2 separate regions of the Mus musculus genome follow, and region 1 is linked to region 2. The links are chromatin loops, found by intact Hi-C in ENCODE. Cell type or tissue: left cerebral cortex. All regions are shown on one strand. Links, peaks and the distances in the headings refer to the core of each region. The heading gives the core; the rest is flanking DNA. Region 1 overlaps Abcd3 (ATP-binding cassette, sub-family D (ALD), member 3). Region 2 has its middle 16 kb from the start of Gm33987.

The links. Peaks named below come from ENCODE experiments on the same cell type or tissue, not always from the same donor. Only the 100,000 strongest peaks of a DNase experiment are listed, where the experiment ranks them.
Region 1: a loop joins it to region 2, with 3 times the contacts of the local background. A loop is called at or near these places in 5 of 42 quality-filtered maps.

The regions. Positions count from the first base shown.
Region 1 is chr3:121,767,910-121,784,585 of GRCm38, reverse strand. Abcd3 (ATP-binding cassette, sub-family D (ALD), member 3) reads left to right here. Exons shown (of 23, transcript NM_008991.3): 6 at 16-113; 7 at 452-575; 8 at 2,602-2,658; 9 at 4,889-5,031; 10 at 7,520-7,589; 11 at 8,715-8,784; 12 at 8,872-8,969; 13 at 9,064-9,155; 14 at 10,353-10,444; 15 at 10,525-10,597; 16 at 12,220-12,283; 17 at 14,994-15,071; 18 at 15,169-15,234; 19 at 15,330-15,419; 1 more. Among named protein-coding and RNA genes, the nearest start is that of Abcd3, 39 kb to the left of the region's middle. In left cerebral cortex, for the core only: a CTCF peak has its summit at 6,373 (motif pointing left); a DNase peak (open chromatin) is centred at 6,484.
Region 2 is chr3:121,858,810-121,875,485 of GRCm38, reverse strand. No RefSeq gene overlaps it. Among named protein-coding and RNA genes, the nearest start is that of Gm33987, 16 kb to the right of the region's middle. In left cerebral cortex, for the core only: no CTCF peak of the experiment used is centred there; a DNase peak (open chromatin) is centred at 5,545.

The DNA.
Region 1 (16,676 bases), core at 3,064-11,063, 92 kb after region 2:
GCTTGTTTGTTTTAGATCTCTCTGGTTAATAACTTCTTGAAGTATGGGTTAAATGAGCTCAAACTGTGCTTCCGAGTCAGGCTCACACGGTACCTCTACGAGGAGTATCTCCAGTAAGTGAAACTATTCTTAAAGTAGAGATGTTTAAATTGGGCAGCAGTGTTTATGATAGTAGATGTTGTCGTGTTTATTGGATTGCTTTTCAAGAAAATGGCTTTCCATCAGGGTTACGTTGGGAGTGACCGTGGGGGGTGCGGGGGCTCTAGTCCGTGCGCTCCAATTAGCACCGAGTCTCCCTTCTCTGGGCTCTCTTCCCCATAGCTGACAGAAGTTAGGGCAGTCCGTACAGTGTCTGCACTGGTCTGCTTGTGCGTATGCTGTGGGCAGGGTGTGAGTGTGCATGGTCTCTGTACTCACGTGTATTGAAGTCACCTTCTAATTGCTGTTTCAGAGCTTTCACCTATTATAAAATGGGCAACCTGGATAACAGAATAGCAAATCCAGACCAGCTGCTTACACAGGATGTAGAAAAATTTTGTAACAGTGTAGTCGATCTGTATTCAAATCTTAGTAAGGTAAGTTCATCTACTTAAAAAACCTGCGAGGCTGTTGAATTTCAGTCTGAACAAACTTACACAGAATTGATGGGGTGGAAGGGAGTAGCATGTACAGAATGGTTTTAAAAGAAAATTAGGATTGTTATACTTAATTTAATTATATAATTATCTTAAAATCTTATTTTGTCAGGTGTTTGGCTTAGAATTGAAATTAGTGTCTTACAAAAGTTTTATAAGAGTTGTGTGGACTGACTGATTTCAGACAAGTGTTCTTGTCTGTTTACTTCTAGCACTTACAGTCTGACTTTTTCACTTATATTTCAAATTACACATCCTTAAAATGAGACAAAAGGGGCTTCCTGCTTGTCTTCTTCAATATCATTCTATGTGAAGGAAGTAACTGTGTGTGTTACACATGTGTGTACATATGTGAGTGTGTGTGTGTGTGTGTATATATATACACTGGCGCATGCGCTTTCAGTGTGTCTACATGTGCAGATGCCACGGCGTGCCGCTTTGGATGTCAGTTCTTACATTCTCCCTGGATGTGAGACGGCCTCTCCTGCCTGTCCTGCTGTGTCTGAGCTATGGTGATTCTGTGGTCTCAGTTTCTCATCTCCTGAGAGGAACAGGCTGAGCTTACAGATGGTTGTTCTCGGGGTTCAGCTCTTACATGAGTTTTGAATTAGGACTTAGGTGGTCAGGTGTTTGTGGCAAACACTACCCACTGAGTCATTCTCTAGCACCTCTCTCTTAGGGTTATTAATAGACCTGCGAAGCTAACTTGAGAGAAACTGTTACATAGCCTTTCCTCTTGGCACGTGAACAAAGGTGTAGTTCATAAAGTGTCATACCTGCAATAGAGAAACATTCTGAAGTTAGTGATATGAGTGCACTGTAGCCGTTTTCAGACCCACTAGAAGAGGGCATCGGATCTCATTACAGATGGTTGGCAGCCACCACGTGGTTGCTGGGAATTGAACTCAGGACCTCTGGAAGAGCAATCAGTGCCCTAAACTGCTGAGCCATCTCTCTAGCCCCCTGAAATTAATTATAATCTTTCTGTACACTATAGTGCTCTCTCTTTTAAATATCAATTTAATTCCTGACTTAAATTATAAATATTATTTTTGGCCAGTAACCTTTATATATTTTTGAAATAAATTTTATTTATTTGATTGTCTGGTTGGTTGGTTTTTGGTGTTTGTTTGTTTGTTTGTTTTAAGACAGGCTCTCTTTTAGCCTTGGCTGTCTGTGAACTGACTGTACAGACCAGGCTGGCCTCAAACCTAGAGATCAGCTCGTCTCTGCCTCTTGAATGTTAGGATTAAAGGTGTGTACCACCACTGCCTGGCAAGATTTTAAAGTATTTTGTTTTTTAATAATATGGAAGAGAAAGGGAAATGTACGTCTTGGAATGAGCCAGTTCATAAAGTCCGGCATTTGTATTAGTGCTCATGCGCTTGGCTTCAGATTAAACACCATTTGGGTCCCTTGAAAAAGGTGAAAGTACGAGCTGCTTTTGAAACACTGGTTGGATTGGTTCTCAGTGAGCAGCAGTACTTAAATGTATAAAAAAGTATTTGATCATCAGATAAGCTCCATAGACTCACCTGATGATTTCATTTATGTAATTGTTGGGAAGTCCCTTTCAGTTTATAGATGTTGTATCAAAACCAGGAAAATGTGAAGCAGATTTGGAATTATAACTCAAGTCATTTTGTTTAACATTTATATTACTGTGTTAGTGAGTGCTTCCTCAGATAGAGCTGCCTTAGTGATAAAGAGAAGGGTTTCTCACACTTGATGTCAATAGTTGTTATTTGGAATATCTCCATGTCAAGTTTCTTACGAGCTTTATTTATTTTTGTATATTCATTTATCTAAGCACTGTTATGGTCTAATTGTTATACATGGTGAGAGTTCCACATATTATGTATCAAATATTGAATTGCATTTTATATTTAACATCTCGTATTATTTATCAGTCAAGGCAAACTAGTTCTTAGATCTAATTCTGTATATTCTAATGTTTATTTTACAGCCATTTTTAGACATAGTTTTATATATTTTCAAGTTAACAAGTGCAATTGGAGCTCAGGTGAGTCCATTTTTATTCTTTTGTGTGTATTTGCATGTATGTATGTGTGTGCGTGTGTGGATGTTATAGGACATAGGACAACTTGTAGGAGTTTTATATTCTTTGACCGTGTAGGGTCCCAGGGATTAAACTCAACCTTGGCAAAAAGTGTCTTTACCCACTGAGTCATCTTGCTACCCCCATTCCACATTTTAAAATCTATAATACTGTGTTTTGATAAATGTGAAGGTCTAAAATTTTTTTTAACCTTGGAAACATCTTCACATTATACCTAGTATGATCTGATTATAAGGTAATACTATACTGGAGGCTCTAAAATAAGTACCCTAATTTGGTTTTTTAAATTAGATATTTTATTTATTTATTTATTAGGGTTTACAAACTTTATTAGTTTAATAATGAACAGCAAAGAAAATGTTAACTATCACTCCTGTAGCATCATGTAGACATGAAAGCCACCCTTGGAAAAAAAGCCAATTTCTTTTTCTAGTAATAATAACCAGAAATATTTAAACACACATTTCATACATTGAACACACATGTGCTTATTGTTGCAAAGTTATTCTAATGAGAGCTTTGGCAGCAATTAATTTTAATAAAAAATTAGAATAATATTAGCAATATACTCAGAATGAAATACTAGTTTCAGAAGTATTTTATAATGATAAATTGTTGTCTAACCCATGAGCCTTCTTTTCTTTTTTTCTTTTTTGATATGTGTGGTGACAAGAACTTTTTTTAAGACTCATTGACAGCTGGGCATGGTGGCGCACGCCTTTAATCCCAGCACTCAGGAGGCAGAGGCAGGCGGATCTCTGAGTTCGAGGCCAGCCTGGTCTACAGAGTGAGTTCCAGGACAGCCAGGACTACACAGAGAAACCCTGTGTAAAAACCAAAAAAACCAACCAAACAAAGAAAACCCAAGACTCATTGACATCTAACTTGAATAATTTTCATGTTACTCTTATTTATAACAAACCATGTAACAGTGTATTGGTCTTATGTACATATATATATATATGTATGTATGTTTGTGTGTGTCTTTTTATTCATTTTGTGGTTGAGTAATAGTTTACTTATTTTTTTCCCTTTTGTTTGAATTTCTTGCTTTTCTCTTTACTACCCTGTGATCAGGTGTAATTATTCTGTAACTGACTGCACCATAAGAGGGAACAGACCACATGTTTCTAGACTTTATACTGTAAATTATATTTCGGGTGTTTTTCGTATTTATATGTATAATTCTGCATTGACATTTTAAAAATACAGTTGGCACCTTCAGCTCATTTGCTATAGTTACTGAAATGTGTTGATCAGTCTAATACAATTTTGAAAAATATTGGCACATATATTCATATACATTGTACTAGCCATAAAAGGTGAGTCAGAAGGGAGATTTCAATGTTTAAAGCAGTTGTTCTGGCAGTTAGAATGAAGCATGAAATGTCCACTAGTGGATGCTTCACGAAAGTGTTTAGTGCCTGGAAGAATTGAAGCTGACTGAACTGTTTTGAGGAGATTCTTGGATGTCCATTAGATGTTAAACTTGTCAGATGTAAGAACAGCCCCAATTGAATGGCATGTTCAGGTAAACAGTTTTGATTGGGGCAGAGTATGAGAGGTATGTAGAAATTAAGGGTGTTTTGGGGACTCATCGAAGCTTCTTAAGATGGCCAGTGGCTGTGGGGTCATTTATGGAGTTACAATGTATAGAAGACAGAAGTATAGTTTACAGCAAGGCGAGCTGATAGCTTGTGTACGGATTGCCCTTGAGACACCTGTAGATGCTGGGGTGAGGGTGCACGCTACATACTTGGCAGTGATACATTGTATCCAAAACTGATGAGACTGGAAGTGTAAGTTTAGGATGAGACGAGCTAAGGAAGGAACCTAGAGGACTGCTAACATTCAAAGAGTGTAAAATAGCTCTGAGAGTTGTTGTGGACTAGAGAGAGAACACTAAGTTGGGTTCCAGTGGAAGAGTGTTAGGTAACAGAAGGTAAAGTCCACTAGAAGTTAGGTGGTCAGTTGTTGGGGACAGAGCTATAGGAGTTGGGGGATGACAGTAGAAGAAGTGTAGAGACTAGCATGTGATCTTCCAGGAAGAAAGAAAAAGAGAGAGGAACAAGCAAAGCTCAGCCTCTCTGGGTTCAGTTACTTACAGACCTGCACGTAGATTTTATTACTGTGCCTTTGAGTACTGTGCATCATTCTCCTTCATTCATCGCAGGGCCCGGCAAGCATGATGGCCTACTTGCTTGTTTCTGGGCTATTCCTAACTCGACTCAGAAGACCCATTGGTAAGATGACAATTATGGAGCAGAAGTACGAAGGAGAATACAGATACGTGAATTCACGGCTTATCACTAATAGGTAAGGAGAAACATTTTAGAATAATAATGAAATTTTATTTTTGTGGATATTGATGTCATTTATAGTGACTTGAGATTCTAGCAATATAGGTACTAAATAGTGTGGACTTTTACTTGTTTTGGAAATAAGCATTATGAAGAATGTTAGTTTTATAAAGTAGAAATCCTGCATGCTTCAAGTCCTCTTTATTGGCTGTGTAGTTTCCTTGATTTACCTCTTCATGCTTTTTATTGACTGATTTTCTGTGAATTTTATTTTAAAATTTAGTCTTGATAGTATTCACATTTTTGTATGTATTCAGTGAAACTTCTGCCTTAAGTTATCCACAGACATTTTAGGTTGTGACTGTTTTGCAGTGTTCAGTAATTCTGTCTTTCCAGACAGTTGTTGTGTGGGGAGAAGGAGTTCTGGGCACTGAGCCTTAGGACCTCTCGAATGCAGGCCAGAACTGCGTTCTGGACAGTTTTGAGATCTGAAATAGGAAGAAAGAAATGCAGCCGTTGAAGCCATCCGTTTTCGTTTCTGTGTCTACCTATGCATTATAAACTGATTTTAGCAACTTATCCGTAGCTGCTTTTCTTGTAGATGGACAATGAATTGTTACGATGATGAACTCTGTGCATGCCCTGGCTCAGGTTTTCATCAGTAGCTAAGGTGCTCTGTAAAGTTTCTGTGCCTAACTGCCAACTTTAAGTCAATTTTGAGGGTCCTAGTACTTACTGTAGCACTGTGTAGGCTGCTCTGTAGGAAGCCACGGAATTACTTAGGGGGTCATTCTTTTCATAGTTCACCTTTCCTTCCTTATATTGATTTTTTTATGTAGAGTTTCATGCTCTAGGGAGGCAGGGGCATAGTGGCTGTAATTAGGGAAAAGGTGTTTGTGGTATGCTTTTACTAGAAAACGGCACGTTCCCATAGTGGAGGCATTGGCTGTGTCATGTAAGGACCCTTAGGACAGTGCAGATGGCACAGCAGGATTGGAGCTGTGGCTCCTGCTGGTATTCTCTTGGCTCTACCCTGTAACCATCTCTTTCCTCTGGTTAACTCTTGAGATCACAGAATGGCAGCAACCTTCACCACCAAAAACAAAAAGAAGAAACTGCTTCTTGCTGTTTCTTTAAGAGACCCTCCCCTCTTCCCTCTTCTCTTTTTCCACCATCCTACTCTTTCCTGGGTCTTACTCTTTCTTTCTTTGTCTTATTATGTAACCCAGGCTGGCTTTGAACTTGCGATTCTCCTGCCTTAGTGTACTGAGGTTTTATGTATGCACTTTGATTATATTTCGGGTGCACCCGGCACAATGGTGCCCATGTGGAGGGCTCAGCTCTCTCCTGCCACCTTGTGGAGTTCTGGGATGGAACTGGGTTTGTCAGGCCTGCATTGCAGTGCTGCCTAGCCCTTTCACAAGCGCCCACATACATCCTTAATGTGTCTAAGCTGTGGTGTCTAGGCTTCTATATAGATACTTTACACACTTTCTGGTGTTTTAAGAAGTACGTTGTGGGGGCTAGACAGATGGCCCTGCAGTTCAGAGCATCTGGATCCAATTCCTTAGTAACCACATGATGGCTCACGGCCATCTGTAACTCTGTAAGTACGTTGCTTGGGCAGTTTTCATCTTACTTACAGGACAGAGAGACTATAAACTTTAGGTTAGACAGGAGCGATAATTTTAGATTCTGAACTTTGCTTGTTATGTGAATTTAAAGAATTTACATAAATTACATTTGAGCTTTCTTCATCTGTATGGCACTGTTTTCCCACTGATGATCTTTGTGGCCCTGAGGGCCCATTCCTGCTCTCGGGGGACATCGTTGTGAGGACTACTGTGGTGCTGGGATAAGAACAGCTTTGGTGCGTTTAGACCTGGTGGCATGGCAGCACTGTCACAAGCTGTGGGGCAAAGCATCATTTCTTGTATTTTTCTGTTATTTTCTCCCTCTTTATCTGGTTTAGGTCTGTAATTTAACTCATGCTCTATAATGTCTGTCTCAGCCTAATCTTTCTTTCTATATAATCTGCCTTATTTACAGTTTGTGAATATTTGTTCACTGTGTCTTTAACAGCCAGGTTATATACAGGTAGGTTGTAGTCCAGTTTGTGATACACTCAGTTGTGTACTCTTGCCCTCCTCTAAACTTAGCTAGGAACTTGATCACACTCCCTGGCTTGGCCTGTGCCAGATACTCTCTTAGTAACAAGATGTTCATTTATCATTCTCTTGGTTTTTTTATTATTGAGGAGGGCCTGCTACTGAGTGGTTTTGGTGGTCAGAGGACAGATTCGTGGAGTTAGTTTTTCCTCCCAGTCTACTGTAGGCTTAGACAAGTGACCTCAGGTTGGCAGGCTTGCATCTTACCCCTGAGCCATTACACTGGCCCAAGATGCCCACTCATATGCACAGGTTCACTCATTGAATACTGTGTTTCACTTACATGTCAGGGTGAGACAGCATTGACATTAATTGCTAAATTATTTTCTCTAATAGTGAAGAAATTGCCTTTTACAATGGGAATAAACGGGAGAAGCAGACAATCCACTCAGTCTTCCGAAAACTGGTAAGATAAACACTGGACGGGCGGCCACGCGGGTTTCTCTGCCTTTACATGTGGATGAATAATGCTAAAGATATATTTTAAATAGCAAATCTTTATACTGTGTTTTAAACTAAAAATGAGTTTAAAAACTATTACATTAGCATTAAATTCTCCACTTATAAAATAGATTTATTTACTAAAATATCTTGTTCATTTTTGTAGTGTTTGCTATAGAACTCTCGTTGGGTTTTTGATTTAATGGTCCTTACAGATCAGTGGAGACTTTTGTAGAGTAAGGTTAGCAAGATTTTTCTGTGAAGGACGGGATAGTATGTACATATTTGCATTTTAAGTTTCCTGACCATGTAGTCTCTGTTGGATATACAATACATACATGAGTGGTTTGGCTCTGCTAAATTGATTTGCAACATAAGTGGCGTGCTAGAATTTGTTGATCATAGTTTGTTGACCTTTGATTTGGAATACGAATGTTTTCTAAAAGCTGTTTTTCTTTATTTGCTGCTGTTTTGAGTTCAGATAGTTACATTCATTCAGAAGATATTCAGTGGCAGGTAGGCGGCTTAAGTGCAGGCGAGAATTAGGTGGTGAGCGTGCTGGGTGAGATCTTGCCTCACCCACATGGAGCTAATATTTTAGTGGGAATTTGTGATGTTTGAATACATATTTTAATACTAAAAAGTTGTCTTAGGTTATTTCAGAAATGATATTTTTGCCATCTAGCATGACTAGAGTTTTTAGAGTTTCAAAGCACTGTTTTCAGCCTGTGGGTCTGCAGTCATGTACCCATAACTTAGTACAGCTTGACCTTCTCTGACATGTGTATTTGAACTGGCATCTCATGCTCCCTTTTTGCTTTGGTGATTGATGAGTTTGTGTGTATAGGTGTCTGGCAGGATTGGAAACAGCACCATGCTATTGTGTGTAATTAGTATATTATGTGTAATGGAAACAACGTTGTTCAGTAAACACGGTGTGATGCAGAGTGTTTGGCATCTGAGCACTGTTAAGCATTGTCCTCACTGTGTGGTGTATAACAGTCAGGAATCATAGCTATTCAGTATATGTTTGTAAATTAATTATGCTTTATCCTTAGGGAAAATTTGTTGTTTATTTGTTTCCTGACAGGTGGAACACCTACATAATTTCATTTTCTTTCGGTTTTCTATGGGTTTCATTGATAGCATCATTGCCAAATGTAAGTATGTTTTAAAAGAGATGGTGCAACATGATCTGTGGGAAAAGTAAAATAACGTTATTTAAAATCTTAACTGTTTTGTTTTAGATGTTGCCACTGTCGTCGGGTACCTGGTTGTCAGTCGCCCCTTCCTAGATCTGGCACACCCTCGCCACCTTCACAGCACACACTCAGAGCTGCTGGAGGTAAACTTCTACGCTAATGAAGTGAAAATTCAAAATTAAGGCTTTGTTCTATTTTAGGAATGTGAGCAAAATCTAATACTCATTTGTCTTTAAGGATTACTACCAAAGTGGAAGGATGCTTTTGAGAATGTCTCAAGCTTTGGGTCGTATAGTTTTGGCTGGGCGTGAAATGACTAGATTGGCTGGGTAAGATTTGTACTAATATGCAATTGCATAGAATAATCTTTAAACATATATTGTTCTTATAAGCTGGTATCCAGGTGAGATTAAAGTTATGGGAGGTACTGACCCTTCTCCTCGGGGAAGCTGGTTTTGATAGAAAATTAAGGAGGACTTGTCTCCCGTGAGCCCCTCATGCTTCCTGAAGGCAGCTGGGTGAGTCTTAACTAGGGAAGCGTCACGTTCGTTTGCCGTCCATCGTGGACACTGGCCTTGGATATGTTGGGAAATGATTCTTGGCAGTCTTTGTTTTGTTTTGTTTTTTTTTTTTTTGTTTTTGTTTTTAACAGAAATTTAAGTTAGTGAGTAGTTTTACATTTGAATATTTTTGTTTTCAATTATAGATTTTTACCCCCTAAGGATTGATACTGGCAACTAAGTTCTTTTTTTCTCTTTCTCTTACACTACAAAAACCAGTTTATTAAGGAGTGATTGATATGTTAAAACATCATACTTAATGCATACAAAATTCATGCCTGTAGGGACAGTGCCTTCTGTGACAGTGTCAACACCAAGTGTAAATGCACTCTCAAGTATAGTCACCTCCCAAGGTTTCCCCTGGGGGATTTCTGCTTGTTATTTACACCAGACAAGCAAACAAACAAACACCCGTTTGCTTCTCTGATAAGAAACCGCCTCTTTGACCTTCATGTCCTTCTTACACTCCCCAACTTCTTATCACGGGACTGGTTTCTATTGTCCAGTGATTTTCATCAAATATTATGAATTCTTTATCATTTCCCCTCTCCACACTATGAGAGTAGAGCTGTCCTCAGTTTCCCCTTTTGTAGAGAAGCAGTGTGCATCAGTGCATCCTTACTTCTTGATAGAATGGCTGGTTTTATATGTAACAGTAGGTCACTCCGGCAGCTCAGAGCCCAGCCTTCCTGTGTCTGGAGAGTACTAGCAAGAATGTGTGTTAGTGACCACGGGAAACACTTGTCTTGCCTCTGAATGGGGTGGAGGATCCTGTGAAACCTCTTCCTCATTTTCCTGTCCCTTGTCTTTTACTGAAGCAAAGTAGGACATGTATGTTATTAATATTTTATGTTCCTTTGGGACTTCCTTTGGGTTATGTCTCTTAAGCTAAGCTTCGATGTTAGACATTTCAGTTTATATACATGATGTAATAGACTTTTGATTATGATTTTTATTAAATTTTAGTTTTACGGCTCGGATTACAGAATTAATGCAAGTACTAAAGGACTTAAATCATGGCAGATATGAACGTACAATGGTGTCACAACAGGAGAAGGGTAAATACAAACATCATAGTTTGCAGTCATGGTTTTAAGTTTTTCCCATATATAATATCTTCATAATTATTTCTATTAAGGTATTGAAGGAGCACAAGCTAGTCCCTTGGTCCCTGGTGCTGGAGAAATCATCAATACAGACAACATTATAAAGTATGTACTGGGAAAGGCTGCGCTGGACCACACAGTGTGTACGCTGCATGCAGCCCTGCTCTTCAGCTTGTGACTTAAAGCTGACCTTTAAAACACTTTAAATAGCTTTGGTATACCACTGACTTAAAAGTTAAGTTTATGATTAAGGTACATAAACATGTGTGTGTGTGTGTGTGTGTGTGTGTGTGTGTGTGTGTGTGTGTAATTTGATGTTTTGATATTACCTACATATTGTAAAATAATGTTCCTATTTCAGCTAATTATTATATCTTTTATTTCTACCCCTGAATGTGTGTAGTGGATGTCTGTGTTATTTATCTCATGTGTGCAGAGCACACTTTTAACTGTTGTTCCTGAATGTGTGTAGTGGATGTCTGTGTTAGTTATCTTGTGTGTGCAGAGCGCACTTTTAACTGTTGTTCCTGAATGTGTGTAGTGGATGTCTGTGTTAGTTATCTTGTGTGTGCAGAGCACACTTTTAACTGTTGTTCCTGAATGTGTGTAGTGGATGTCTGTGTTAGTTATCTTGTGTGTGCAGAGCGCACTTTTAACTGTTGTTCCTGAATGTGTGTAGTGGATGTCTGTGTTAGTTATTTTGCGTGTGTAGAGCGTCCTTTTCACTGTAGTTCCTGTGCTGCTGCTTAGACCTGAGAACTCACTCATCTTCCTTCATGATCCTGGAATGACACCACCTTCACTTCCCTTTCCCTCAGGCCCTAGCGACTACTACCGCATTCTACATAGAAGTTACATGTGAACTATGTTTCTTTTTCTCTCTTGTTTTTCTTACCATAATCATCAAAAAGATAATCAATTCAGTTATTTTAAAAACATGCTTGTGGTTTGAGGAGTTTAAAACAAATATTTACTTGTGTGTGATCCTGCTTGTATGTGTGTGCACCATGTGTGCGCAGGTGCATGTCGAGGCAGAAAGGGGCATTGAGTCCCCTGCAGCTGGAGTTACAGATGGTTCTGAGCCACCTGATACTGTTGCTGGGAATCAAATTTTGGCCATCTGCAAGAGCAGCAAGGGCTCCTACCACAGAGCCATCTCTCTGGCGCTCCAGATTCAGGGTTTTCTTGTCTTTTTAAGGCTGAGAAAATCTCACACATACTCCCTGTGTGAGTGTGTACTTATACATATGATATGTTCTTTATCCGTTTGTCAGTTGAAGACAGGGAGGGAGGGAGGCAGTGAGGGAAGGAGGGAGCGAGCACAGGTACCACTCTGCGGCAGTTACTTTATTTCCTTCAGATAGCCTCCTGGAATTAGGAGTGCCTGTCTGAGGAACCTTCATATTACTTTCCTGTCATTGCTGTTTCGTTCCATTCTGACCACCAGTGGCTAAGGGTTCCTCTTCCGCTGCATCTTGCCAGCACTTACAGTTGTCTTTATAGCTGCATCCTTAATAGGGTGATGCTCCTGGCAGTTTTCATTTGCATTTCTGTGGTGCTTAGAGAGCTTGAGAACCTTTTAAATTGCATTTTGTCCCCTGAATGTATTCATTTATGAAGTGTCTGAATGGTCTTTTGCTGTGTTGGGTTATTTCTATTTGTAGTATTGAATTATTTAAGTTCCTTACATGTTTTAATTTCCCTCTTTTTATTAATGTCCTTTTTAGGTTTGATCATGTTCCTTTAGCAACACCAAATGGTGACATCTTGATCCAAGACCTTAGTTTTGAAGTAAGTTTTAAAATGTTTATATGAGTTTAAATCATCTTCAAAATATGAATTGAAAATTGAATATTTAAATTAACTTTAAAGTTTGAGTTGTCTCTATATAAATTCATACAGTCACTTTTGAGACTATGTCTTTGAACCATCTAGAAATCTCATTTTTTAAAAAATGGACTGGCTTTAAATTCTCAGTGATTACGACTACATCAAGTTTGTTTTGCTAGCGATGTGGCTCAGGAGTTAGAAGTCACAGAGGAACCAGTTTTTGTTCCCAGCATCCACCTGGTGGCTAACTGTAACTCCAGTTCTCCAGATCTGACATCCTCTTCTGGTCTTTGCAGGCTCCTACACACACACACACACACACACACACACACACACACACACACACACACACACGATACAAGCATGCACACACACATGAAAAAAATAATCTTAATTTTTTTTTTGCAAATAAAGTCCATGTTAAGATGTATCTAATTAGAATATCCACAAATGGTGAACATTTAAATATGCAAATAGAACTTTAATCTCCTTAAATAAAAAAATCTAAATCAAAATCTCTTTGTGCAGCATGATTTACATTCATATAAACAATTCAGAGTCATTCTCTCTCCCTCTTTCTCTTACATTTTACTTATATATTTTGTGTGTTGTGTTTTGGGGGTGAGGCATGTGCCATATTGTGTATGTCAGAGCCAGAACACAATTGTAGTGAGTTGGTCCTCTCTATCTGCCATCAGGCTTAGCAGGGAGTGTCACTAGCCCCTGAAAAATAAGCAGCACAGTTGTACCCAGTGTAGCCATTCCAAGTAGGACATCAGCCAAATAAACAGTGATGCTGATGTTTTCCTAATTACACTGGTGATATGATAGGCGAGATATGATATGATATGATAGGTAAAGTGAAACGGCAACCATGACTGTTTTTTGTATGATTTGTATCTTGAATTTTGAAGATTACTGTTTAGGTTATTTGTGCCCACTGACACACTTCTGAGAACCAGGATTCCTTTCTTTTGGAAAGTCATCAGAAGGCAGACTTGGCCATCAGAAAGCAAGTGGGCTTTCTGCAGGCTAGGACTTCTCCCTTCATCCTCCGTAGGCTCTCAGTGCGGGCCTAGTTTATCGCTCTGTAAGTGGAGTGGTATTTGTTGTGTACACTCACTGCGTTCTCTCCATCTCTGTGGGCATTGTTTACCTTTGGCTGCTTTGAATACCGCGGAGACTGTGTTAGCACAGTCCGAGCCCCGAGACTGTATTATTACCACAGTCTGAGCCCCGAGACTGTATTACCACGGTCCGAGCCCCGAGACTGTATTACCACGGTCCGAACCCCGAGACTGTATTACCACGGTCCGAACCCCGAGACTGTATTACCACGGTCCGAACCCCGAGACTGTATTATTACCACGGTCCGAACCCCGAGACTGTATTATTACCACAGTCTGAGCCCCAAGACTGTATTACCACAGTCCGAGCCCCGAAACTGTTAGCATAGTCAGAGCCCCGAGACTGTATCACCACAGTGGGAGCCCCGAGACTGTATTACAGTCCGAGCCCTGAGACTGTATTATTACCACAGTCTGAGCCCCGAGACTGTATTACCACAGTCCGAGCCCCGAAACTGTTAGCATAGTCGGAGCCCCGAGACTGTATCACCACAGTGGGAGCCCCGAGACTGTATTATTACCACGGTCCGAGCCCCGAGACTGTATTATTACCATAGTCCGAGCCCTGAGACTGTGTTATTACCACAGTCGGAGCCCGGCTGGCGTGGAGTGCTTTGGCTTGTGCCGCTCTTTAGGACTTGCTGACACTTCCTCCTCTCCCTACCTCGAATGTCTCTGAGCCCAGTAACTGCTGCTGCTCCCCTTGCTGTCTTCACCAGCAGAGCCAGTCTGTCTGTCTATGAGGCAAGGCCCATTCCTGTCTTCATGTCCTCATGCCTGCTTGCTGCAGGTGGACAGAAATGGTTTCCTCATAAGCTCCTTACATGTCTTCAGAAGTTTTCCCAGTTGTCACTTTCAGTGAAGGGTACTTAAACTCCGAGGCATCTGGGCCTGTCTGTTTCCTACTCTGAGTTTTCTCCCCAGTGCTTAGTCTGTACAGTCTTATTTACTTGGTTATTGTGAATATTTTTGCTGACACAGAAGTTGTGTACAGTGTCATTTAAAAGATCAAAATAAAAGATGATGTACATATATAATCATTGGGAAATGTTTAGAGAAATTATGGTATATTCATACTACTCATATAGTATAGTGTGTGGTATATATGAAATGCTACAGGCATTAAAAGAATGGGTAAGAGGGACCCATTCCCAGTGACCTGGAAGAATATTTGTGACATATTGTTAAGTAACTGTAGACCTCTAAGTAAAAGAATCTGCTCTACAATTCAGATAATATGTTAATAAATGTGAATATATACAATTATTCTTATTTTCAAGAATCCTCAGATTTTTTTAAGTTTTCAAATTTTGCATTCTGATTAAGACTATATTAAACCGTCTAAATAATGGTCTTTAAGTGAAAAAAGGAAACAGTAAAAATTGAAATTTATCAGAAGTAAGAGATCTCTCATATACTTCATAATTGTGCCCAACACCACAGTTACAAGTAAAATTAGAAGCTCCGACTTAGCAAAGACCACTTTGGCTCATGTACATATTCATTTAATTTAATTTAATTAATTAAAAAAAATTGTCTTTCAGGTTCGATCTGGGGCCAACGTTCTGATTTGTGGTCCAAACGGCTGTGGAAAGAGCTCCCTCTTCCGTGTTCTTGGTGAGGTATGTCCAAGCTGGTTTCCAGGGTTTGCTGTCTTGTTTGTCATACTGTTGGGTTACGGATCTCACAGTCACTCGTGTTCTCCCTTTGCTTTTGTAGTTATGGCCTCTTTTTGGAGGGCGGCTTACTAAACCTGAGAGAGGAAAGTTATTTTATGTTCCTCAGGTAAGACTTTGTTTGAACTCTTTTGTAACCTTTAAGATCTTTTTGCTTAATATTTTAAAACATACATTTAATGACTCTTGCTGTGTCCCTGTTAGCGACCCTATATGACCCTGGGAACACTGAGAGACCAAGTCATATATCCAGATGGAAAGGAAGATCAGAAGAAGAGGGGGATCTCTGACCAGGTAAGGGCTGTTTATATTCTATGTGTACCCAGCATGCCCTGCTTCAGATTCTTTGTTATTTTAAACATCATATAGTGTGGCCTAATCTATAAAGCCTTCCAAACCATAGTTAAAACTCTCCAAGAGGTGGTAAGCGATAGCTGCTTTGCTTATTACTCATGGCATGTTTCAACTATTGCTACAGTGCTGTATTCTCATCGCCCCCTTCCATTGGTTATATGATATTGCACTGTCATTAAGCTCCTAGACATTTTGTCAAGGGTGCCATGGCTAGGGCCTGACAGTTCAGTCAGCTTTGCCCCATTTTTCTCCTAGCTGTCCAAGTGGTTGGCTGTGGAGTTACTGAGCTGGTCCAAAAAAATGAGGTGAGCCAGGACAGACCATTCGCTTCTAAGACACTTTCCGTCTTTCGTCTTTGCATGCAGGTGCTGAAGGAGTACTTGGACAATGTGCAGCTGGGTCACATCCTTGAGCGAGAAGGCGGCTGGGACAGTGTTCAGGACTGGATGGATGTACTCAGCGGAGGAGAGAAACAAAGAATGGCGGTCAGTGTCCTCTGAACCTGGGACCAAATGCTTGCTTGAAGTCACTGTCAGAGTCAGAATTTGACTAATCCTGACACAGGGCTTTGTTTTATACACAGCAAATATTATAGTGTTAGTTAGCTTAAATTATAATAAAAGTGCTAGAAAATGTTTAACTTCATATAAATTTGAAATTTTGAAAATGTGTAAGTAATGCTTCTGCCCTGTGAAAGAGGAAGCTGTGGATGTGTTACATGAACGTTATTGGGAGGCTGCTGCTTTCTAGACAGTGGTTCTGTGAGGAGCATGGGCCACAGCATCTCTCAGGAACTTTTCCCTAAAGATTGCTCTTTCCGCTCATTCAGGCTGCTCGCCCTGAGCAACTGAAAGTATTAGAAACACCAGTTCTTCATCCTGTCCTTTGTCCTTGTTCCTCCCTGCACTGTCACTTGTAACTATTTTCTTCTGTCACTGACCTACTCCCAAAGTTACTTAGAATTTTAAGACTTTCCTAGTATAAAGAATTGGGAAATACTTTAAATTTTTATAATCACAAAGTTATTTTGAAAAAAGACAGCATTTACTCTCCTGTATGCTGTCCTCTCCTTATTTGTTAGTCTCTAAGCTCCCACGGAGCAGCCCAGCCACAAGTTCTAAATGCTTCCACTGCCCTTCCAAGCAGCAACATGGTCAGGTCCATTGTAGCAAGACCCTGCTGCTGTGTGCTGCCAGT
Region 2 (16,676 bases), core at 1,520-9,519:
GCCATCAGACCTATTGGCATCCACTCCTCTGTGATTCACACATTCAGGTTCTTTTCCCTGGCGTTGGCATACATTCTGATTGTATTTCATAGGCACTCCTTTCTCCACCTAACTCTCGCCCTGCCAGTGTGATCTCTGTGTGCTTCAACAACCTGGCATTCATGTCCTTTGGCTCCAACTAGGGTTCAACCAGGGGAAAGTTTGGCAGAGATTAGAGAGGGAAGGAAAGTTCAAAGTATTTGTTGCCCCAAGTTACTCCCTGTGTAACTGACTGCCTATGACAGGTTTTCTTTAGAATGACGTCTATTGCTCTCCTGACCAAACCCGATCAGAGTCCCTGCAGCCTCTTCTCTAATTGTTGTTTTAGGGCTAGAAGTTGTAATCTGAGATACACATATCCCCAGATAATTGAATTATACCTTTCATTTTCCTTAAATCACACATGTTCAACCAACCCCTTTATACATAGACCCTCTTTAGTATATTCTACTTGGAGGTAAACTATCTTTTTTTTCGTTATCATTTATCATTATTATTTACTGGCTTACAAGTATTGCTTCCATATTGGAGTTGTATCCTTTTGTTAATCAGTTGTGGGGACATTTCCCCAGCTTAGTGAGCTTTATGTAATAGAGATTTGGCAGTGTGCCCTCTATGTGCTGACTCAAGACCACACTCTGGAAAATGTGGCCTTGATCTTTGACACACATATGGCAATTGCCTCTTCCATCCTGCTTGGGGTGGAGTGAGGTGTCTGGCTGTGATCCATTTGTGGTTCAAATACCAGCTCCTCCCCAGAGGTCATAGTTCTCTTTCAGGATATGGAAAGATTTTGTCTTGTGTTCCTGAGTGGTCTTTCAGGAGCTGTTTTTCAATATTAATTGTGTCTTCCTTGGCCTCTCATTCTTCTGTGGACCTCAGATAGTGTCATTGCTGCTATGTGCTAGAATTCTAGGCATCGTCCCTTCCTCTTAGAGGCACCTCTACTGGGAAGTGGAAATGACAATGTGGTGAAAACCACAGTTTATTTATCACACATAATGGTTTTGCTTCAAAATGCCGTGACTTTTCCAGAAGTGCACTGAGGACTTTATTTCATGGTAAAACCTCATAGAGATATTATTATTATTATTATTATTATTATTATTATTATTATTATTATTTAGTTGTATCTGTACAATAGGTATGTGCTTGATGCCCACAGAGGCCAGATGAGGGCATCAGTTTTTCTGAACTGGAATTACAGATGGTTGTTGGCTTTCATATGAGTGCTGGGAATTGAACTCTGGTCCTCTGGAAGAACAGCCAATGTTCTTAACTGCTGAGCCATCTCTCCAGCCTTACCCTTATAATTAATATTGTCCCTGTCCTTAGATCTTAGGAGTTTCTTCTAACCTTCTTATAACTTCTGTACTATGGATTAATCTTCTTGCCTGTCCACAAGGATCCGTCTCTCCCTAAATTGTTTTTTTTTAATCTTAAATACTAGAATATTGAACATTAAAGAGGGAGCCTACTTGTAGGAATAGTGTTCCTATTGCCTTATGTCTCTGAACTGCCTGATGGAGCGATCAGCACTGCAGGTTCAATGGAGGTAGTCAGGGTGGGCAGATGCCCAGCTTCCTTGGAGCTCTCTGACCTACTGCAGGTCAGTCTTCGTGCTCCATTGATCAAGAATATTCTTTTTTTTTCCCTTAACCTCCTGCTTTCAAACCTTGTCACCTCAGGCCTCAGAATGAGAAGTGTGTTCTAAATAGACACTTGTTTAACCATACTCTGCATAGTGGGTTTCACCCAATCAGGCTTAGAACTACAACATCTCCTTACTCTAATGGAGAATTGGGGAGGAAGCACTGGTTTTGTGCCTTTGGGAAAGGAAGGATGAAGGGGATCCAAAAGGACTGATACATTTTTACTTCCTACCCTGAACTTTCAGATTTTGAGTTGCAGATGTACAGCAGGCATAAGACAGGATGGGAGATGTTTGGACCTTGGAAGTGCACCATTAAAGGAATGTTAGAAAGAATGGCATACAACGTGAATTTCTCTTCCCCCTCCCCCTCCCCTGTTTTACTTCTCCTCCTCTCCCTCCTCCTCTCACTCTTCCTCTCCCTCCTCCTTCCATTCTTCCTTCCTCTTCTCCCCACAACTTCCAATGGAATCTTGCTATAAAGTCCAAACTGGCCTCATACTCATGAAGGTTATTGCCTCTTTTGAAATGAAGACATGTTTTTCTTCGGCCTGGAAATCTGTCATTTACAAACATAAGCATGGCATCTAGCTATTAAAGAGGGAAGGGGTCAAAAAAATATGAGTCTGTGACATACTGTTGAAGGGAGACAGCTGTGGTTATGGCATGCACATGTTTCTCTCGTATGTGTGTATGTATGTGCGCATGCATGCATGTCTGTCCGTCTGTCTGTCTGTGCTCTGTATATATTCAAAGATGCTGGTTCCATTTAGCTGGGTTAAAAGACTTACTGAGACATGACTAGTTGGAGAGGGGGAAAGACTGTGTTGCTGAAAGGGTGTGTGTCATGGAATAAAACTTCAAACAACCTGGGGAAACATTTGTGGGTAGTCTGTGGACATTCTGGGAATGGAAAGCGACTGTCAATGACCAAGACAAACTGGTACAGAAACAGGGAAACTCCCCAAGGGGATTATGCAAAAGTTTTAAAAATACCTTAGCCTAAGAGAGGCCCTTTATCACAGGGACTGCACAGAGGAAGTGCATTTTAAAAAATCATCTGCATTTAGCTATAATTGATAAGTAGTAGCGTCACCTATGAGACCAAGGAGTTATTGCTTAATGCATACATGATTTCTGTTTGATATGATGGAAGGGTTTTAGATAAATGTGTTGGTTACACAACAGTCTTAGTATAATTAATGCTACTTACACATATACTTAGTTAAAATGGCCCTTATGCCCTCTGTGTATAAGTTTACCCCAATAAAATCCATCAGTTAATTAAAACATGAAAAACTGTCAACTCCCCAAAGTTTTCTTGCAATCATGAGAAGTCAATCCCATTCCCTCAGACCTGGAAAAAACCCGACCTATTTCTTTGTCACTATAATTTATCATTTTCCAGATTCCATATAAATATGATCATAAATTATTTAAGTCTTTTATGTCTGGCCTTTTAAGCGTATAATGTCTTTTAAATTAATCCATGTCACTGTGTGAACCAGTCTCTTATGACAGCCACTGTTATTAACTGTTGCTTTAAGGATATTTGTATGACAAAGAACTCCAAAGGACAGACCTGATGCCTCTCAGTAGAGTAAGTATACACGCTGGCTTGCTGTCTATGATGAAAGGTTTTAGTCAGCTAAGCTCAGGGTTTTTCTCTTGTAACACTGTCCATGGTGTGTGTGTCTGGTGATATCTGGCGCTCCTTTTGGTACATTGTAGGAGTTAAAGCTTAGAAAATAAGTACAAATGCCAATATGTGCTGATGGCAGTTGTGGTGAAAAATTAAGACCTTTGTCCATGACCAGGAGTCTCACGCCTTCTGCTGCCAGCCTGAAGCCGTGGCCAACTAACTTAACTTACAAGCAAGGCAGAATCTCAGGGCTCCCAACAGTCTTTGGCAAGGAACTATAACCAAGAGGGGATATAGGCAGATAGTTCACAGAAAGGAAGAATGAAGGCCCCTCAGTCATTTTGCATGTTTAGTCAAGAGCCCCTGGGAATCTGAAGTGGACATGTTAAACAAATTTTATGATCAGGAAGGCATCAATTCCTTTTGTCTTTTACGTTTTAAAAATTTCCTCAAAATTTAAAATTTGAGATAAAGTCCCTTGTGCCCACACTGACCTTGAATTTATGACCTTGAACTTTGGATCCCCTTGTCTGCATCTACCTTCTGACTGCTGAGACTGCAGGACTGCTCTATCAGGGGATCCAACCCAGGGATTCATGCATACTGAATAAGCTCCCTACTAACTGAGCACACCTGGTTCCTGATGGTCTTCTCCTTCCTCCTATCCTCCCTCCTCCTCCTCCTCCTCCCCTTCCTCCTCTTTCAGTTGTAAGAGTGAACTAAAGACTTAAAGGTTTACTACTGGAGTAGATCCAAAGTCAGCTGCCTGGACAGGTGCCGCTGATCCTCCTCTCTAATCTAGAGGTAGGATTTTCAGTCTGCTCCACCATAGCAAATGGATTACTATTCATCCAGGTGGGAAGGAGATTTGGCACTTTTGGGAAACTAGGCCATTATGTGGCTCAATCACACCTACGGTCTGGCATGACAAACAGACAAACAAACAAACAAATGAACAAACTGATACTTCTAGTCACAGGCATCTGAAGTATTTGAGTAATGAAAGGGATGATCTCAAAACTGGATTCATGAAGCTCTCTCGCTCATTGTCTGCACAGAAATCCCTAAGGCACCACCTCGTGACGAGTTTCTGGATAATAATCAGGACGAAAGGGGTGGGAGGCTGCATAGACTTGAAACTTGAGGTTTCTCTCTGACCATTCCTAGGCACAGGAGCCTTCCTCCCCTCCCTCCCATAGTAACTCTGTGCCAGCTTGTTGATACTGTAGATGGTGGTAGCCAAGACAGACAGCCTGGGAAATCGAAGCTGAATTAAATTCAGCCATCTGGTTTCTCTAGTTAGTTTCCCATTGTTCTGGATCCTAAGGGTAACCATCCCCTGGCTGAGCATACACTTACCAAAACATCTTCCTGTGGCCCACACGGGCAAATACAGAGACCTCCCAGCTCTCTAACACTTTTATGAAAATGTCTGACCTTCTGAATAAAAAAAAAGTCTTGGTGTGATTAGAGGGTGATTGCAAAAATAATAAATGATAGTCCTGGACACGGACGTGGAGAAGACCATTTTGAGCAGGAGAGGGCAAGCACCAACAATATCAGCCGGCGTGGAAGTCCCTCTGTGATGCTCATGTTTCTTGGCCTTTGTCCGTGGTTCCTGGTTCATAACATTCTCTCCAAGGCAAAACATACAGAATAGAATTTCACTTCCTCCAGGTGACTCACAGAAACAAAAAACCATATTGCAATCTTTCCCTGCCTCTCTGTCTTGGCAATGACCATAAAGACACCCTCTCATCTCCAATCTCCCTTTGCCAGTGATAAAGCTTGAGGGATAACCATACCCCAGAAAGGAGAATGCTACACACGCACATACAATCAGAAAGAATGCCCCAGCAGTCGAGTCTCCAGAGCTGGATTTCCATTAGCCTATTAACATTCCTGCCTGTGAAACAGAGGTTTCCTCAAAGTCCAAAAGGACTGGGTTCAGGAAGTTTTCATATAGCTGAACATATCACATGGAGGTTCTTAAAAACCTTAGAAAATCCTCAAAATCCATTTTCCTGCCTGATGTCTGTTCCTCTGCATTTCTTACATATTAATTGTAATAAAACAATCATATAAATGTTTCTCTGAGTCCTGAGAATAATTAATCGAACCTGAGGAGGAGTTGTGGGAATCCAAGTTGTAGGCAGTACGCCAGACACACAGTGGGACTTCCAACTGGCATCTGGGAGGTGGGAGGACAGCAGCTTTGGGGACTTAAGTCTTCAAACTATGAGGCTTGACGTGATCTTGAAGGAGACAGAGTCAGAGCCAAACTGAATTAGAAAACACCAGCTGGCACCCTCTTAAGTACTTCTTGGCATGTGGAGAAATCTGGTGTCAGAAGTCGGCTCTATTGATTGATGTGTGAGAGTTAGAGAAAGAGTGAGAATCTTATTTACCCCAACAGAACCTCAGGCCCCTGAGAAAGAGGGGAGTTGAATAGTGTTTGGGTTTTTTCTGAAGGAAAACACTGGCTGAGATGTTCCCAAACTGGTGTAAAAGCTTTAAGTCTGACTGCTGGATCTGCAACCCTAGTCTATGCAGGGCCCAAAGCAACCGTTTTTTTCTTTGGCATGATGTCCATACTGGGATGTTCTGTCTTTTGTGGAGCCAAGGCACTAACCTTCCTGTTTTGTAACAACAATGGTTTGCAGTGTTGCAGTCATCTTAAGAAACCTTTAAGCACTGGGTGGTGGGGATGGCAGCAGGCAGAGGCAGCAGTGGTGGCGCATGCCTTTAATTCCAGTATTTGGGAAGCAGAGGCAGGTGGATCTCTCTGAGTTCAAAACCAGCCTGGTCTACAGAATGAGTTTCAGGAGAGCCAAGGCTACACAGAGAAACCTGTTATTAAAAAACAAACAAACAAAAAAAAACATTAAATCTCAATTTTCAACTTAACTGGATTTAGAATCATCATAGAAGCACACCTCCGTGTGTGCCTGCAAAGGTTTCCAGATAGGTTTCTGGTTTGGGGCTCAAGGAGGAAACTGAGGTGAGCTGTCCATTTGGATATGAGAGTTATTGGATGAGTTAGTGCCATGGACAGATGGGCAGCAGATATCCCAGAGATCTGCAAAGTCCTTGAGGGAGTGTGAATGATACCTGCCATTCCGTGGGAATCCAGAGACCTGGGGAGTCTGCTAGAGAGAGAGTTGAGGAAACCACAGATGGGGGCTTGCTGCTTTCTTATAGATGCTGTGACGATGACAGACTTCTGCAGGTAGGATGAGTCCTGTTGATGAGAATGTAGTTGAGAATTGTATGAAACAGAATGAGTGCACTGGACGGCGTGTCTGTTCATCAGGGACTGGTGGAATTGTCATCATTATTTAGTATTATTCATTGAGCTCAAGGCCTAGAACATGCTATGCATGTGCAGTACCACTGAGCTATACCCCAGCCTCTTTCTATAGAAGGATGATCATAGCCCACAAGATTTATTATTTCCATTATTTTGAATATTTGAAAACTAAGACACAGTCTTTAATATCCTGTGCAGCTCATACCTCTAGTTAATTCTCAGATGTGTTTCGAACCTGCAGGGTTACCTCCGTTAGGCCACCTTAGGCCATCACTTTCAGCTTAAAGTATTTCAATTGATCCTCTGTACAGTTTCCTAACTTCTCAATGCTATCTTAAGAAGAAGAGAATTTGGCCCTTCTTGTCTCTCAGATCTCCCTCTGCAAGCTAGCTTCCCTCTCCCAAACCCAACAGGAGGCCAGGTACTGATGACAGACTCTATGTCCTGTTCCAACATCCACAAAGGGAGTCAGAGGTTAACATGTGAGTGTCTAGCTCACAGTTCATCTCACAGATGCTGGATCTGAAGCATCTTGATATAATGGAAGCTTTTGGAAAGACATCTACTGTGTGGGGCAAATTCCATCTCTCTGGAGAGACTCTTTGCTCTTAAGGTCTGTCTGGCAGGAACTGAGATGTATTTATGTATCTTTTAAGTGCATCTTCTTACTATGGAGGAAAGAAAAAGCTCTTCAAGGATGTCTTAGAAACCATCTACATATATAGATATACATATATAAACACACTCATATATCTAAAGATTTTATATTATTAAACTTTTCGGCTGGAGAGACAGACACCTCTGGAGTTAAAAGTGCCTGCTGCTCTCACAGAGGGCTGGAATGCTCTTCCCCAAACCCTCATTAGGTGGCTCACAAGCACCCGTGACTCCAGCTCCAGGGTTTCTGATGCTTTCCCTCCTGAGCTCTCATCTGGCTTCCACAGGCACCTGCACACACACTGCACACACACACACTCACACACACACACACACAAATAAAATAAATCTTAAATATATATTATAATCTTTATGTATGTTGAAATAGTTATAACTGAATTCTACCCTTTCCGCAGCATTATATTTTCTTCCCTTACTAATTAGTGCAACAATAATCCCAAGGTTACACGGAAAGGGAGGGGAGGGGACATTTAATTGCCAGTCAAGGCCAACCAATTCACCTCTGCTCTCCTGCCCTTTGTCCTCGGAAATCTCTACCCCTCTCCCCACTGAGAGAGCTTGTCTGATGATCGCGTTCTGCCCAACCTGTGACTTCGAGAAAAGCTGGACTTCGCCCAGGAGCAAATCCTCCCTGTCAACCCTCCATTCTCCACCCTTCCCATTACTACCAACACACAATCCATATTATTTTAAAGAGTCAAAACAAGGAGGGAAAAGGTGAAAGACATTCTGAAACTGGGGCAGAGGTTATCAGGAGGGTGGCTCTGTTTGACTAAATCAGGGCAGACTCTTGCCTCACTGTGGGGCAACATTCCTTTACCAATGACCTGCTTGAGGTCATCCCAGAAGAAGCAGGAACACAAGTCACATTGCAAACCTCATCTTTAGAGACGGCTGAAGCAAAAGGTAAATGCTAGTGAATGAAATGGAGACAGACTGTACTTAACGTTTGAGACATTGCCGGAAGTTTAAACGGGGACGGCTTCTTTATTTTGTCTTGCCTCCTAAAATCTTTTGCACTATGAACACCTGAATGTCCCTTTAAACGTCTCTAAATGTAAGCAGGTGGCTCAAACACTTACCTGAATTTGAATCACATAAAAATCAGAAGTCTCTTTTCTACCCCACACTTTGAAGAGAAAGGTCAAGAGGGGTCACAATTTTGTATAGCGAGCTAATGAAAAGGATGCTCAAAGGAGTTGGGAAATTTTGTGTGTGTGTGCGTTTGCTGGAAGAAGTTATTTACTTTAGATTTTTAAAAATGTGATGTTCTTTTATCAGATGAAGAAGGAGAAGGAGGAGGAGGAGACCGAAGAAATGACCATCCAGAGATGGCCCTACCTGGGGATACATCCCAGATACAATCACCAAACCCACACAGTATTCTGGATGCCAACAAGAGCTTGCTGACAGGAGCCTGATATAGCTGTCTCCTGAGAGGCTCTGCCAGTGCCTGACAAATACAGAGGTGGATTATCTCAGCCAACCATTGGACTGAGCACAAGGTCCCCAATGAAGAAGTTAGAGAAAGTACCCAAGGAGCTGAAGGGGTTTGCAGCCTCATAGGAGGAACAACAATGTGAACTAACCAGTACCCCCAGAGCTCCCTGGGACTAAACCACCAACCAAAGAATACACATGGAGGGACTCATGGCTCCAGCTGCATATGTAGCAGAGGATGGCCTAGTTGGTTATCAATGGGAGGAGAGGCCCTTGGTCCTGGGAAGGCTCTAAGCCCCAGTATAGGGGAATGCCAGGACAGGAAAGTGGGAGTGGGAAGTTTGGTGAGCAGGGGGAGGAGGGAGGGGGGAGGGGATAGGGGGTTTTCAGAAGGGAAACCAGGAAAGGGGATAACATTTGAAATGTAAATAAGAAAATATCTAATAATTAAAAGAAGAAGGAGGAGGATGAAGAGAAGGAGGAGAAGGAGGAGAAGGAGAAGGAGAAGAAGAAGAAGAAGAAGAAGAAGAAGAAGAAGAAGAAGAAGAGGAGGAGGAGGAGGAGGAGGAAGAAGAGGAGGAGGAGGAAGAATAGGGATGTTAGATGCTTCTCTCTCTGAGAATGCTCCTGGGTTTTTGTTTGTTTGTTTGTTTTGTTTTTGTTTTGTTTTGTTTTGTTTTTTGAGACAGGGTCCCTCTGTGTAGCCCTGGCTATCTGCCAACTCATCATGTAGACCAGGCTGGCCTCAAACTCAGAGATCAACCTGCCTTTGCTTCCTGATGAACCACCACACCCAGCTTCTTCTGGCTTCTTAATGAAGTAGTTTAACACTAAGGAGACTGCAGGATGCTGTGGAAATAAAGCAACAGCCCTTGTATTTTCGCTAGCCAGCATTTACTGAGTGATTCTCTAGAGTTGTCTTTAGCATAACATTCTGTATATGCTGAATGTGTTGACACATGCCTATAATTGCAAGCTCAAGAATGAAGGAAGCTTCCAAGAGAGTACCAGCTTGGCTTTGTTTCCTGTTCTGTGACCTCTTCAGGGATAGGGTCTTAATGTCAAGTTCTGGAGAGTAGCCAACAGGATTGGCAATAGCTTGTTATTTGGGGGAGGTCTAGGGGAATCCTACTGGGGAATGGAAAGTGTATGTATAGAGGCATAGTATAAAAACTACCAATATGGCTATACTATTAGGTGAAAGGTTTTTATTGTAGGCAAGAGAGAGACAATGTCCAGAGCATCTGGAAGAGCTAGAGAGAAAGAAAAACAGATTGGACATGGCCAAGGCTGTTTGAAAGAGAGGCAAGAGAGAAGAGAACACGAGAGAACATGGGGTAGACAAGTCATGTGGATTATGGGGTAGGCCGGGGAGCTGAGGGGAGGGACCTCTGAGATGCAAAACCTGTTTCACAAGTTCCTGAGGAAGGCTGGCCTTTATATAACTGCCAGAACTCCTTCTACAGCCCAGCTTGAGCTCACTTCTAGGTGGATGCACTCCTGAGACCTAACATTCCAGCCTTTTGTTGGTGACGAGGGTGACATAATCTTTCTCTTCTATAGCTGCTTCCTGTCAACTGGGGGCTTGAGAGAAATGGGAGTCTGCAATACTGGTCCAAAGCAAGGGCTCAAACCAGCCGGTGATGGTAGGAGACCAGAAGAAAATCCAACAGAGGCAGTCAGGCTAGGTAATTAATTTCACCTGGAAACAACCTGGAGCGACAGAGCGCATTACATTATTCTAAAAAGGAAAGAGACCAGCAGGGCTGAGTTGCCAGAGGATCTAGAGGTTCAAAGGAGATCAAAGGGCAGCTTTGGAGTTGGTCCCTGGAAGCCACGGTTTGCAAGCCAGCTCCTCACTTGACTGGACTGGTTGGGCAAGTTGAGGGCTCGCCAGTTTTGCAAGACCACTTGAGGCTATCAGGGTTGCAGGCCACTTTGAAGCAATTGGTGCAATGCAGTTGATTCCTGGATGAGAATTCCTGTCAGCTGATAGGAATCTGCTGCAGGGACACATACAGACTAGGGACAGCAGGTATTAGCACAACCACTGTCTGTTCTCTTCACTGTAGAAAACAGCAGTTAGCAGGTGTCTGCAAACAGCTGGAGCACACACATGCCTTTGAGTCACGGTAAAAACAAAAACTGAAAAAACTAGCAATGTAATAGAAGGTGAACATTCATTTGATATAAGACACATTTTTTTTTTTTTTTTGGACAAGGAAGAGCCCAAAGGGGATGAAGAACTTGAGGACTCAATGATGGCTTTAGGATAGAAACATGAACATTTTTCCCTTCATCTCGAGGTCTGGACCGGCAGATTGGATAGGGGTGTTTTCAGCACAACAAGAAGCATTTTTAAGTCTGGATCTAGAAAGCAACTAAAGGAAACTTAAAATTTTGAGACTGAGACTATGATAATTTTTAAAACTTTTTTTAAAAGATGGACTCTTTGTGAATTTCCCATCATGCACCCCAGCCCCACTCATCTCCCTGTTTCTCCATAGCCACCCTCTGCCCTTGCAACTTCCCCCACAAAAGAAAACACATCTCGCCATGGAAGCTGTAGTGTGTCACGGTGTGTCCCACAGTACACCCTTTTGTCCAAACACTTTCCTTGCAAATAAATGTTTGTTAAAACGAGTCATTGGTCTCATCAAGGCCTCTGGCTCCTGCTATGCTATCTATACTGGATCCTCACTGGGAGTCCTCTTGGCTATCTCGTTGTTACCATGTCATGGAGATCCTGCAGCTTTGGTTCTGCAGGACAAGCCCCTTCACATGCTCTAGCAGTTCATAGATGAGGTAGATGTTGGAATGGGCTAACTCAAAGTCCTGGATCTTGGCCTCAGTAGAAGCTGAGTTGGTCAACCCACAAGGTCTCCTGCTCCCATACCACCAGGGCCAGCTCTTCTGCTCTCACAGTTTTGGGACCAGCTCACCTTCACCCCCAGCTCTAATATGCTGCCCAAGTGAGGTGTGGAGCTGCAGCAGGTATATGTGGGGGAGGGGCAGTTCTCACGCTTGTTGAAGGCAGCGATGGGGTGGGGGGAGGTCATCTCTCCCACGATCCTGCACTTTATGGCTGATGAGGAACAGGCCTAGCTCTTCTGCACCTATGCCACCAGGGCTAGGTCTCCTGTGTTATTCAGGTCTGTTTTCCCTCACTGCCTAGACAAGGGGTGGAGCCAACATCAACATGGCTCCAGCAGTGGCCCAGACCAGGGATGTCCATATGGCTACTGGTGGTAATGTGGGCCATGGACATTGGTATATACAGGATCAAGGACCCAGATGTGGCCCCTGGTGGAAGCATGGCAGGGACATCATCATGACCTCAGGTGGCAATGTAGGCTGCTCACATCAGGCTCCCCACCTCGGATCTCCACTTCTGCCTCTCTTCACATCGTACAAACTTCTCTGCTTCTCTTCCTCTACCATCTCTCTCGTCTCTCCATCATAGCTCATTGTAGTGGTGCCCACGTGTGCGGCATCAGCAGTGACATCTTTTGAAAACTAGGATGGTTAAATGTTTGTCCAACCCTAAAATTGCAAAGGAAATAGACTCCTGGCCCAAATTAAACACAGCACAGAAAAACTGTAACTCAGCATAGAGTTGTCTAGCCTCATGGATGAACCACCACAAAAGATTAGCAAATAGCCCAATGATGGAAAGTAAACACAGAAGACATGCCAGTCGGTTGTAGGTCTTCACTCTGCAGGTCTTCTTCCCAAGCCAGGATGCAGCTCTGGGCATCACAGTGATGCAATGCAGTGGTCAGGTTTCTCAAAGAAAGAAGGCACAGGTCCACTGGCACTTGCATTTATTACTGGCTTTATTGATGGGTAGTGTAATTCACCATTTCCCAAAGGGCAAGAACAGCAACTGCCTTTGTGTCTCGCTCTGCCTCTCTTCAAAGCGCACAAACCACTTGGCTACTCTTCCTCTTCTATCTCTCCACCATTTGCCCACTTCCTGAAGAGTGTACCTGCCCTGGCCTGGCCTGGCTGACTATGATAATTATTGAAAAGGTTTAGTAGCCAGTGAGTTTGTTACCAAGACCAGATTAACAAATCAGAACTCTACTGATTAGCATCAAGCTCTGAACTTTGAAGTCTTGACACTGAATGTGCCATCTTTATGGCTCACTTTTCACATACCACCAACCTCTCCTTCAGACCTTCACAGCTCGCATTCACACATCCCAAATCATTTCTTCAGGCCTTCACAACTTACATTAACTTTAGGCTTTCTCTTTCTCTTCTACCTGGAAACATCCAGTCATTAACCACGCGACATAGGTGGTTAGTTATTGAGAGCAGTCATTGAAAAACAAGTTTTTATAATAAGAATTAGTGAAAGGCAAATTTCTTGCCTTGAGTTGTTTTGTGAGTTTCCCTTTCCCAGTGGGAAGCCTGTCAGCAAGGTAAAGCTGTCTGCGAGCTTGGACTTTTGCTTTTAAATTTGTAGCATCAGCAAGCAACATGTACGTCTTTCGCATCCAAAAGTTATTAAAAAGTCAAGACTGTTTTAAAGGTGAAAGCAGACATTTCAGCTATGAGTGGACTGACTGGGCAGCTGAAGCCTTGTGTGGAGGAGCTGGCTGAGGTTGGCTTCCCGCTGCTAAAGTGTCTGCTAAAGCTACCCTCCCTTCCCCATCATCATCATCACAGAGGTCTGAAAAGGATATGTTTGAGGAGGAAGTATTGACCAAAGGGCCTCTGTATCATTTAAGAATGACAGGGGCTTACCTGTTGCTTGGACAGTCAGCCTTGGATCTTCCATGGTGATCTAGATGGCTTTGTTGGAGACAGAGGCCATCGGTCTTTGGCCACCAGACCTAGAAAGGTCTGAGAGATTTTTTTTTTTTTTTTTTGAGGAGGTGACCTACCTTGCAAAGACAAGAAGAAAAAGTTGATTTTTTTTTTTTCAACATCTTGCTTGTCCAGTTTGGGTGGAGTTCTGGTAGGAATTGAGGTGAAGGGTAATTATGCGCAGTGACGATTGTGGCTGTACCAGGTGAAGTCTGCTGTCCCATCTTCTTTGGAGGAGACCTTAGGGCTGCCACCAGGAGTTGGCATTTCTGTCTACCGTGGGAAACCTTTTTCATTAGATACCTTAAATACCATATTCAGCAGATCTCTCCGAGGGGGTCAAGGGCCATCCTCTAATGTATTAAGTATTTTAAACACATCTTGCTTGTTTTAAATTCCTTGTTTTAGGCTTAATGTTGACAACATATATAGAAAGTTAAAGCTTGTCCCTGTAAATTAATTACATGACTAGAAATATAGTTCTGAGCATAAAAGAATTTGATCACTTATAAGATGACTATCAGCTTGCATATCTTAATTATTGCCAACAGTTTATGACAAGTTAGTAGCTTTTGTGGGATTTCATATTTTTATCCCTGTTAAGTTTGAGCCTTAAAGTCTTGAATTGAAGATTCTTTAGGATTAAAATAAAATGTTAAACCATAAATATAGTCCACAGAAAGGCTGGGAGCCTTATTTTCCTGATCCTTTCATAGGGAACCTTTACAAATATTACTGTTTTATGTATGATCCAGTTTATCCAAATAGCTAAGGCTTAATAGGGTTATCAAAGACAAAGTGGCTGAACATACATTTTTAAGTCATTTCTGCTAATCTGAATAGACTTTAAGAATTCATAAACTGGGCTGGTGAGATGGCTCAGCGGTTACAAGCGCCGACTGCTCTTCCAAAGGTCCTGAGTTCAAATCCCAGCAACCACATGGTGGCTCACAACCATCCGTAATGAAATCTGATGCCCTCTTCTGGAGTGTCTGAAGACAGTTACAGTGTACTTACATATAATAAATAAATATTTTTTAAAAAACAATGAATTTATTTAAAAAAAGAGTTGTTTCTCTCTTTAAAAAAAAGGAATTCATAAACCTTATTCATTGAAGATATATTGTTTCTTATGCAAAAAAAAATTTTTTGGGAGCCTAGTGTTGAACAATTAACAAAGACATAAGTGATTATGTATATATCCTTAAGTCAGTTTCTGTTAACCAAAGTAGACCATTATAGCTTTAGAAATTTATAAATCCTAATCATCAAATACATGTTGTTTTTAAATCCAATTTTCCTTAAACTTTGTTTATTGTTTTGTTCTCATCTATAACTTTTCACCTTCGGGACAAAAAGAAAAATCATCACACAGAAATCTACCCTAAACTAAAATATCTTGGAAACCTGCTCTTGTCTCCTTATTTCTTACACACGTTCGCGACCGGCCAGGAAAGACGCAACAAACCAGAATCTTCTGCGGCAAAAGCTTTATTGCTTACATCTTCAGGAGCCAGAGAGCAAGAGAGCAAAAGCAAGAGAGAGAATGGCGAAACCCCGTCCCTTTAAAGGAAAATTATCCTCCGCCTAGGACGTGTCACTCCCTGATTGGCTGCAGCCCATCGGCCGAGTTGTCCTCACGGGGAAGGCAGAGCACATGGAGTGGAGAACTACCCTTGGCACATGCGCAGATTATTTGTTTACCACTTAGAACACAGGATGTCAGCGCCATCTTGCAACGGCGAATGTGAGGGTGGCTTCCTACACTTATTGTAGGTGAAATAAAACAACCAAACCACCTTGGAGGCCTGAGTCTAATTAGTGCTTAGTCTAAAAAGGAAACCGCAGCGAGCAGAGGCTCAGTAGGACTGAGAAGTTTTGTGGGATTTTATAGGTGCTGCCTTAGTTTGTTTAAGACAAGTGGTCACTTTAACCAAGATGGTGGTGAAGTCACATGGCATGTTCTCTCTTTACCCTCAGTGAAGATGGTAGCCAACTACACGGTTGTGACTTAGTCCAAGGTGAGCCCACTGGGTCCATATCCTTTAAAAAAATATATCTATTTTCTTAAACAGGAGTTGAATCCAAGTTACATACAAGCATGCTATAGCAAATATATATATATATATATATATATATATATATATATATATATATGAAATCAACCATTTCTATTACAAGTTTTAAGCTAACGTTTTGTTAGAGTTTACAGACCTTCTAAACCACACCCAATGAATTTATAAATCTGGAGAGATACATAAAGTTTATACAGTGGTCTTACAAATCCTGAGATAAAGGGGAGTTTATCCTGCAGCAAAAGCTTAGAGCTATACCGGGGGCTATATTCACAGAGCAAAACATCTGTGTTTAAAGACAGTAAACAAAATTTAAAAAGAAATATGAGACAAGTAGCAATAATCTCCATTGGGAATAATTTGCCTTTGAGCTGTTTTTAAATACAGTGTCGTTTCATGAGCTTCTCTGTATTGTTCTCCTTCTCCTGACCCAGGACAGAGGCTTCGGGAGAAATGTTTGAACAAGCATGCTTGCCTCTCGAGTGAGCAGGCTGTAACTTGACTCCAGAGCCAGCTTTTGAGTAGAGTAGAACAGCTTAAACACTTTTCCAGTATTATCCCAGTGATCAGGGGAGGGAAGAGAGCAGAGAGTGAAAAGGCTTAGAGTTAAGAGATTTTTGAGAGTGGAGAGCAAAGAAGGCTTAAAGATAAAGGGATTTTCAGATCATTTGCTTGTGCGGAGGCAGACGTTCTTATAATCTGGGAGAATCTGGAAATCAAGTGCGCCATTTTCTGGCCGTTGAGACTGATTACCTGGTTTGTATTGAAGTCAAGTCGTTTTCAGTAAGACAGTGAGGCGCTAATAGAATCTTTAAGTCTGAGGAGGAAAGAGATTAGAGAAGGCAGGTGAGGCACTGAGTCTAATTCTGAATGGGAAGAGCTCTAGGGGCGAGCTGAAAGATAGAAAACACAGAAGCAGAGTGAAGAAGACAGGAAAGAGGCTTGGGGAATCATCTGCAACCAGGAACTCTGTCAGAGGGAGGGTTCCGATATTATAGAGGCCCAGGAGGGCGTAGAGCAGCTGCC